Linked DNA regions of Homo sapiens: region 1 is linked to region 2. A link is a loop called in an ENCODE intact Hi-C map of the cell type or tissue named here. Cell type or tissue: endothelial cell of umbilical vein. All regions are shown on one strand.

Region 1 (5,000 bases), 85 kb before region 2:
GACATCTATTTTTATCTCTTCCTATGAATATGACTAAGAAACTAACCAGATGTAAGGACAATAACAGCTGAATGTCTAATCTAATTGATTATAAGGTTTCCGTCGCTCTGGGGGTAGATGGTTATTAGAATGACATACCTTTGTTCTTAGCTTTTTATTCAGCCAAGATGTGAATAAAATATATGTGTTATGCTCATCAATTTTATGGATAGCAAATTAAAGAAAAAATGTGACTATTCTGGTTAATAATATTTTTAGGACTAAAAGAGTGAAAGACTGATTCTAATAAAATACATTTAAACAGCAATTAAATATGTAGAGAATGATAGAAATTAGGTATAGTAGGTAAATAGAAAGAATACAAAGTTGTAGAAAAAATTAAGCTGTATATGATTCAGTGTTAGTACCAAAAAAAAAAAAAAAGCCAATGCAAGGGTTGGTTACCTTAGTTAAAAATAATATATTTAGAATTAGATAATAACTTATTCTGCTTTATTTCTACTATTCACATTAGAAATATAATAGAGTTGGTCATCTGTATCTGAGGGTTCTGCACAATCCCCAATCAAAAATATTTTGTAAAAGTTGTAAAAAATAACATACAACAGTAAAGAATACACATAAAAATATGGCATAACAACTGTTACATAACATTTACTTTGTATTAGGTATTGCAAGTAATCTAGAGCTGATTTAAAGTATATGGGAGGTTGCGTGTAGGTTATATACAAATACTATATTATTTTATATAAGAGACTTAACCATTCACGGACTTTGGTATCCACAGGGATCCTAGAACCAATTTCCAAGTTGAGAAATAACTATTGAGTTGAGCTTTGGGTGACACATTTTATTAGTTTGGTGCAAAAGTAATTGCTGTTTTTACCGTTAAAAGTAATGTGCAGAACTAATTGCAGGTTTTGCCATAAAAAGCATTACTTTTAATGGCAAAAACCACAATTCTTTTTGAACCAAACTAATATAACATATACAGACAAATAGAACAAGCTCCAAGGATAGTTATTAGGGGAGGTACAGAGTGGGAAGCCACATCATATCAGGAAATGTGTATACTGTATCCCTTCCTTTACTGCATTTCAATGCTATCTAGCCACTCGTGTCTGCAATTAGATCCTCAGGAGAGATAAGTCATGGATTATTTTAGCCAAATACGTGTTTACTACTTTCTTCAAAACCTCTGTTTGCTTCCTAATCTCAGGACAATACTAAAATACATTAGGGGTGCCCTTTATTGCGATCACTTAAAGTAAAACTAGAGCCAGCCCCAAACAACCAGTTATATCTCCCTTCCCGATTGTTGTCCCTATGGCTCCTCTCATTCTCCAAATCCAAAGATTTTCTCTTAAGGACAAAGTTTTCTCAAGATGACTCTTCTAAAAGTGAAATAAAAAAAAAATAGAGCAACAGTGGGAGAAGCACCCACTCCCATCCAAAGTGGCACATTCATTCAGTGACTTGAGATATTTGAAGTAATATTGCTTGAAAAAACATATTTGATTAATTCTGAGGGTAAAACATGTACACAAATTGGAAGTAGTGGTGAAAGAGATTCTGGCTCAATATAAGAAAGAACTTGAGGGAAAGGACTCTTGTTTGCTGTATCTTTTCATGTACAGGCCTGGGACTGTACATGGCACACAGTAATTTCAACAAATATTTGGTGATGTGTTGAATGAATAATTAAATAAATAAATGACTCGGAAGAGGAAATAGGCTGTTTATGTCAATTATGGGGGATAATCAAGTAAATAATCAGATGTGATAGAGTTATATGCAACCGATTGTATATAACTCTATCACATCTGATTATTTACTTGATTATTCCCCATAATTAGCATTATATGTAGTTCAGGCATTAAATGGGCCTGAAATTATCTAAAAAATCTGAGAAAATTTGAGATTCTTCTGTAAGTTACTGTCCCTTCTTCTAACAATAACACTTCTAGCTTCTTTGTTATTTTGGTTCTGGACCAGATGTTCACTTAGATATAGTTTGCAGTCAGTTGTAAGTATTCACAGAATTTCTAATCTACAAACACCTTCCTGTGTTTTGTGTTCTGATGATGTCAGACATATAAAGCAAGTTTCCTGACTTACGCAGTTCATGATATATTTTATCAATATTTTAAGCCCAGATGCCATTTAGGTGATTAGATAGATCAAATAATAAAGCACATATTTTGCTACTTAATTCATCTGGGAAAAACCTGCCATGCCCTCTACTACTTTCCTTGCTCCAAGAAAAGTGATTGGGAAGAGAAAACATTTTGTGGTTAAACAGTCCTGGATATAAATTTCAGCTCAGCCATATTTCAGTTGTATAGCATAAGGCAAGCCACATTACTTTTCTAACTTAGTTTCCTTATCTATGAAATTGAATAAGAGTATATACCTTACATGATTTTTATGGATATTGAATGAGATGTTGCACTTTAAGTATCTATTACAATCCCTGGCCTACAGCAGACTATAGAAATGGCAAAGGCATTGCTGGTGGTGTTGATAATTATGGATAATTAAGTATTTATTTGCTTCTTCTCCTTCTGCGAAGAAGATCAATTCAATTGGTTTTATTGAAAAAAACAATCTCAAGGCATTGAGTATTTTTAGTATTTCTCCTGAGGTTTTATTAAACAGTTTAAACAAGCAGAAAAAATAGGTCATTTGCCCATAAACTGCCAAGATTTTCAGACTGTTGCCTGTTTTGGAAAGTCAGCATTCATTTCAACCATATTGAAATCATATGCTGAGCAAGTCTACAGTGAAAGGACAACCCAAAGTCATGCTAAGGAAAACAGTTTGGCCCACGTCCATCCAGCTGTAAATAAATTTGGATTTTTCTTGATAGACAGGAATCAGGTTTCTTTATTACTGTAGGGAAGAAGAGGTAGAAGCCATGAAAGAAGCTTATGTAAAATATTTACACAAGTCTTCTTTGATACGTTAATGAGCTAGATTCTTTGAAATGAAGCCTACTTTTGCCTTTACTACTTTCTTTATAAACATAATGAGCAAGAAACTTAGACCTGGAAAATCTTTCCTACTTGTCACTAATTTGGTTGCTTCAATTGAAGTATTATGCCAGTTTTAAGCAAAAGAAATGAAGACATCATTGTACAGCAATGCTTATTTTTCTGATTATCTGAAAATAATAAAGATCATGGTGCAATGGACCTGGGTAAGAAGACCATTATTGCCCATGAAGATGGCCAGAATGAATGAGGTTGGCTGGGCTGTACTCCCACTATGCTCCTAAACCTGAGCACTGGGGTTACCAGCAGGTTGGACATTTAGGTCCGTTGTCATTCAATGACACTGAGATTACATGGAATAAAAAAGCAAAAGATTTAGCTCTTTTGACTCTGAACTAAATGCTGTCCAGAGACTTTGAATGGTTGGCACTAAAAAAAATAATAATAATAATAATAAAACCTATTTTAAGTGAACTACCTTATGACATTCAATGCTGAAAAATGTAGTCAGGAGCTCAGCAAGACTCCAATAGGAGCTGTAAAACTGTAGTTATTGAAAAGTGCAAATATAGTATATCTTTCAAGTATTAAAAACAGACATTCTCCTTGGCAGCTGTCAGAAGAAATGTGTCTTAGCAAATTTCCTGACTGAACTAAAGCATTCAGCATTTACTTAAAGATTTTGAAGCTATGGCCCAAATTGTAATTAGCATACTTGTTACTGGCACTGAATTCCTTCTTTCCAGGAAACAGATGTAAGAGCAAAGCTGAAAGTGATAAAAATTTCATTCTTCATCACTATAGAAAATCATTCAATGATACTTTTTCATTTCTACTCTTGTCATTCACAGCACAATTTTTTAAACAATATTTCCTGTTCATGCACAAAAACAAGCAGCAGCTAAAGCCCTGAAAATGCATGCCTCCATACTGCTAAGATGGCAGGCAGCCCCTGATATACAATTTAATCTGTATCTTGAATGTTCTAATAACATGATCCTTTTGGCTGCAATGAACCAGCTGAAAAATTTGAATTGTTGATGTTGAGTTAACAGTCAGAGAAAACTCAACAGTGACCGACAGCCAGTGGGAAGAGTGATAAGATTTGACACTGGTCTAAGTCTAAGCAAAATATAATATTTTATTTCAGGTTCTTTAAAAAGCATAAACCTCTCAACTCAGGAGTTGTTTTGGGTTTACCCCAAGATAGACTGAGCAGCTGATGAAAGAGCCATTACATATCCAGTCACAAGAGGCTGCCTTCCTTTAACTGGCCAATGAGCGGCTGAGATCTTAGTCTGGCTGGCAGTGTTGGCTGTATTATTTGGTCAATCAACCATTACAGCTAAAGAGCTCAGTTGGCTAATTTTTTTGTTTTGATTTTATTGGACTTGATCAGCAGTTGGAATGAATGTACTAAGTCAGCTGGTTGTACCATTCGCTTTGACTCATTATCTAGGCTTCAGTGGAGTAAAAAACTACATGCAATTCATGGTAGACCAAGTAAATGTATGTGGATATCTATGCATACATAAAAGGACCTATCTCTACCTTTTAATGTTGTTTTATCTTTGAGTTGGGGTAGGAAATTTTGTAGCTTTTAAAACTTTATTTCTTTCTTACTGGCAGAGATATTTGCAATATTTTCATTCATGCATCATAACCATCATCATCACTATCATTATTCAGCTTAAACAGTCAAAAGTCCTAGAAAAAGAACAGGAAGATAAAAAATCTTTATTTGTATTTCTTCCCATATTAAGAAATCGGACAAACAGCTTTTTATCTTCCTAGCTGAATGGCATACTTTTGCTCTTGAACACATGGTATGTGTTGTTGTTAAACAGAAGAGTGTCTGGTAGCTTTCAATGAGAAATCTGTCAGCTTTTACAGTGGCTGAAATTACAGCTTGACCAAATTCTTTAGTGAATTTGTAGAAACTCCTTCTCTCTCTCTGCCTCTTTTCTCTTTTTTCCTTTTCTCTCCTCTTTCTCTGTCTTCCCCCCT
Region 2 (5,000 bases):
TTATATGTTTGTAGAAATATACACCTATTTGACCCTTAAAAGCTCGGGATTGAAAAAGGAATATTGGAGTCAATTTTATAAAGTTAGTTCAGAAATGAATAGACGAAAAGTTAACCTTCCTTCTCATTCTCCTGCTCTAATACTCTATGAGCAAAAGTGAGAGCTGTTTCTGTTGAGTACATGGCTATCTGTAGTGTTTATTACACCTGGGGGCGTTCTAAAAAAATACTTGGAGGAATCGATTTAATTTTGATTTGAGGTTTGTTTTCCCTAATAAACTCTCTCCTTGCAGACAAGGGCAACGTCTTCTTGAAGATAGCAGTTGTTCTGTACCAGACTTACAAGAATTATTTTTTTCTCAAATTCTCATGATGAAAAATTTCAAACATTTAAAACATAAGGAAGAATATGTAATATAAAATATACTCTCATAACTACCATCATGATTCTACACTATTCTATTTTTTTCTCTCTCTCCCCTTCTTCCTTCACTACTTCCTTCCCCTTCTTCCATTCTTTTTTCCTTCTGTCTTTTTTCTATTATTCTCTGCTGAACCATTTGAAAGTAAGATGCAGCCATATTGAGATATCACCCCTAACTACTTCATTTCCTAAGAATAAAGATAGTTTCCTGCAAAAAAGAATGCTTATACACTGTTGGTGGGAGTATAAATTAGTTCAACCATCGTGCAAAACTGTGTGGAGATTCCTCAAAGACCTAAAAACAGAAATAGCATTCCATCCAGCAATCCTATTACTAGGTATACACCCAAAGGAATATAAATCATTCTATCATAAAAATGCATGCATACAAATGTTCATTGCAGCACTATTCACAATAGTGAAGACATGCAATCAACCTAAATGTCCATCAATGGCAGACTGGATAAAGAAAATGTATGACATATGCACCACGGAATACTATGCAGCCATAAAAACACATGAGATCACCAGGCACAGTGGCTCATGCCTATAAACCCAGCACTTTGGGAGACTGAGGTGGGCAGATCACAAGGTCAGGAGTTCAAGACCAGCCTGACCAATATGGTGAAACCCCATCTCTACTAAAACTACAAAAATTAGCTGGGCATGGTGGTGTGCACCTGTAGTCCCAGCTACCTGGGAGACTGAGGCAGGAGAATTGCTTGAATCTAGGAGGCAGAGGTTGCAGTGAGACGAGATTGCACCATTGCAATCCAGCCTGGGCAACAGAGCAAGACTCCATCTCAAAAAAAAAAAAAAAAAGAAAACTCATGAGATCATGTCCTTTGCTGGAACAAGAGTGGAGCTAGAGGCCATTATCCCTAGCAGACTAAGGGAGGAACAGAAAACCAAATACCACATGTTCTCATTTATAAGTGGGAGAGAAATGAAGAGAACAATGAACACATGCATCAGTAGATACTTGGGCCTATCAGAGGTTGAAGGGTGGGAGGAGGGAAGGGATCAGGAAAAATAACTAATAGGTACTAGGCTTAATACCTGGGTTCTGAAATAATCTGTACAACAAACCCCCATGACACAAGTTTACCTGCGTAACAAACTTGCACTTTTACCCTGAACTTAAAAGTTAAAAAAAGATATTCTCCTGCCTAACCACATTATCATGTCTACAAAAGTTAACATTATTTCTCTAATATAATATACAATTGGTCAATATTCAGATTTTCCCACCTGTCCTCAAGATATCTGATGGCTATTTTTAGAATTGGCATACAATCAATATTCTTATATTGCATTTAGTTTTCATGTCTCTTTTACCATACTATAACCTTTCTTACTTTTTTTTCCCATAATGTTGACTTTTTGAAGAAACCAGATCAGTTGTTTTCCCCCATGGATGCCATGGACTCTCCCGAATGCTTGTTGTGTGTGTTGTCCAGTCTTTGTAATTGTTCTTAGGGAAAAGGGTCACTGATATCAAGTCTTATAGTAGGAAATCATAGCATGAAAATAGCATTTGTATTTTAAAGGTAGAAATTTTTAACAAATAATTCTCTAATTCATGGAATTTGATTACCTAGATTTTGAAAAAAGAAAACTTTTGGCCAAGTAGTTTTGTAGCATTTTAGTGTACCCAGTATCTCCAACCCCTTTACACACTCAAAGTCTGTTTTCCTTTGGCTAGTTTAGAATAGAGTGAAATAGATGCACTTAGCATTGGTTAGTAACATCTACCCTCACATACCATTCCTGTGTTTCAAGTGGTTCTGTATTTCCTCCATGATTTAAAAAAATAAAATAAAACTAATAAAGGAAGAAAGGAAGAAAGCCATAGTAAATACGTAGTTATTGTTAGCTTAATGTACTTTACATTTTCAAAGCTTGACTCATAGTTTTGATGAGTTTCCTTTCTAAGACTGTTCTTTTAAATCAGATTCCCTCAATTTTGACGCTACGCAAGAACCCTCTAGTCTTGCGTTCTTGGTTCAGAGATCAAAACGTATATAACTACTGTTTATTAAAGTATTGGTTTTCACCCAACACCCCCAATTGAAGAAACTTTCTTTAGTTCCAGAGGGCTATTTTTCTAGTCCTATCTTTGTCTAGGCCTTTGTTGCCTGAGCAGATAAATGGCTGCTGCCGACAGTGCTATAAAAGAATCAGAGCCTGGGGCTCTTGTTATTTTTTAAAATAACAAGTTTAAAAATAACGAGTGAATCTTGTTATTTTTTAAAAATGCCTAGAGAATTATTTCAATTTCATTTTGCAGCTATAAGGTTGGTTATATGTATAGAAAAAGAGATCTTGTAACTCAAAGGATTTGGGATCTTAAACTTTTGTATTTGATTACATTTGAATGCAATTATGGAGGCTTGTAATATAATATTTTCTTTCTACTGGATGAAAATTACAGATATGTAATATGGGTTTAGTTACCTGATTGCACATTAACTCTAATACTTTCAGATAGCCTGCGGCATGGGCAAAAATAAAAAGGCTATGTTGTTTGGCTTGGAACGCAATCAGGTATATCATTGGTTAAATACACCGCCTGTGTCCTACAAAGATGCAGCTTTAATGTAGAAATGGTGCAATACGTATGGTTTGCTTTATATCTTAGAGACCATCTAAATATCCACAATAAGGAAAAAACAACCCATAATACATTTCAGGGTCCCAGTGGTTGTTAGGAAAATTTTGATTTGTGAGAATTTGTAAGTAGTATGTGATTAGATGATATGAAAATCCAGGCCTGTGACCTTTTCAGCTAAATCTTACAAGTTAGAGGATTCCCAGAGAGTGGGAATCCCTTGACTGCATATGGAAAAGAAAAATCCTGTCCCTGAATGGTCCTAAAATCACCTTCAGGACCAAAACTTAGAAACCTTAGAATTTAGGAATCTTAAAAATTTCCATGGTGGAAAAACAGGCTGTAGGAATTATAGTACAAGTTCAAATAATAAAGAAATGATAGTTGAAAAAAAGTACCTGAATGTGGGATTTTTAAAAAATCACTGGTAATTACTACAAACAATTAGGTTAGGTTTTTCAAGAAAGTAAATATTTAAGGGAAAAAGATGTCTCCTGTCTTCCAGGTACTCCAACCTGGGGAGACATACATAGGTCCACAGAAGAGCTAGTAAATAAGGGTGTAACCAAAGGACAAACACTTGACGATGGGAACATGGGCCGTGGATGTCAATTCCTTCTATATTCTAATACATTTTGATTTTACAGAATCTTAGCGGTTTTATAGCTCATTTCCCAAACCATTGTGCAGCAGCCAAACATTGGATTGGTACATTCTTATTTCCACCAATTATGTCGAGCTGAGTTTGAATTGAAGATTGGTTTATGTAAGCAATAGCAAGATTATTTACTGAACTTCAAAATCAGAAGTAAATGTATTCCTCTGCTCTTAAGTCTTTTTTTCCTTGTTTGATATTTGTTATTGTTTATCACCTACCTACAATGACTTGAAACTTATTTCTATGTGGTTTGAGGTTCTGGAGGTTACTTTTTATGAAGAGCATAGCATGGCATCACAGTAGAACCTAGACAATAGCTTGAGTCCTAAAGAAAGAGACGGTGGCATGTTGAATGCTCGGTCAGAATCCAAGAAAGACTCCACGGAACAGGAAGCTCTGGCAGGGAAAAGGCCCCTGTCACTCATTTTTCCTTATTGTCACTTATCTTCATATTCAGTTTTGCCTCTGCATTTTTATAAATACTATCTCACAAAAATATGGTATTAGACATACATATTTATCCTTTCAGCAAAAGACCAAACTTAACCATGTGAGTATAATTTCAATCTAAAAAGTAGGAGTATTTTTGTTTTATGTGAGATCTTAGAGTCCCAACTATAATCTTCATTCTTCTAGCACTTCTCTCCAAGGCCAAACAAGATTAAATGCAAAATCAGAAAACCCACATAGATATTTCCAGAATATCTATATATTTGGTTTGGCTATAACACCTATATTTACAAAAATAATTTATTTAGGAATAATCCTAATATTCCATACTTGTGAATAACACAACAAAATATTTGAGAACATCTGTAAACTAACTTTGAGTTTAAGAAAACTAGCTTAATATTTTACATACAATAATTGAAAATTATTTTTAAGTGGTTTAGCGAATATTGGAAACAAATGAAGCTTTAAATGAAAAAAATTGTCTTCTTAGCTCACTATGAATGTTCATATATTAGCATTTATTCAACCACACATTGTGCCAGAGGAAAACTGAAGAACGCTGAGGCATTTCTCACTATGGATTCAACAAATCTGAGAGCTCCAAAAGAGAAAGACAAGAACTAAACATCCTTTCGTCTAGACATTTACCTCAATATAATTTATACCATCATTAACTTTGCAACTAAGTTGCTGGAGCTGTTTCTTGAGTTATTTGATAGAGAAAGATATATTAAAGCAAATTCACCTTAACTTCTTGCTGACTTATGCACTAAAATTGTGTTTTTATTATATGACAAGAGGACAGCAAGGTCATGGAGCAGCACATGGGTTTCAACTATGAAGTTGCCTGATGTT

What was found. Peaks named below come from ENCODE experiments on the same cell type or tissue, not always from the same donor. Only the 100,000 strongest peaks of a DNase experiment are listed, where the experiment ranks them.
Region 1: it touches region 2 in a loop (3-fold over the local background); 1 of 110 quality-filtered maps calls a loop at or near these places.

What each region holds. Positions count from the first base shown.
Region 1 is chr6:126,913,684-126,918,683 of GRCh38, reverse strand. The region is part of intron 8 of LOC105377989 (a long non-coding RNA gene); the gene reads left to right. Among named protein-coding and RNA genes, the nearest start is that of RSPO3, 200 kb to the left of the region's middle. In endothelial cell of umbilical vein, no CTCF peak of the experiment used is centred here; DNase peaks (open chromatin) are centred at 2,103 and 3,853; H3K27ac peaks cover 2,530 bases.
Region 2 is chr6:126,828,978-126,833,977 of GRCh38, reverse strand. No RefSeq gene overlaps it. Among named protein-coding and RNA genes, the nearest start is that of RSPO3, 290 kb to the left of the region's middle. In endothelial cell of umbilical vein, no CTCF peak of the experiment used is centred here; a DNase peak (open chromatin) is centred at 2,347; H3K27ac peaks cover 1,453 bases.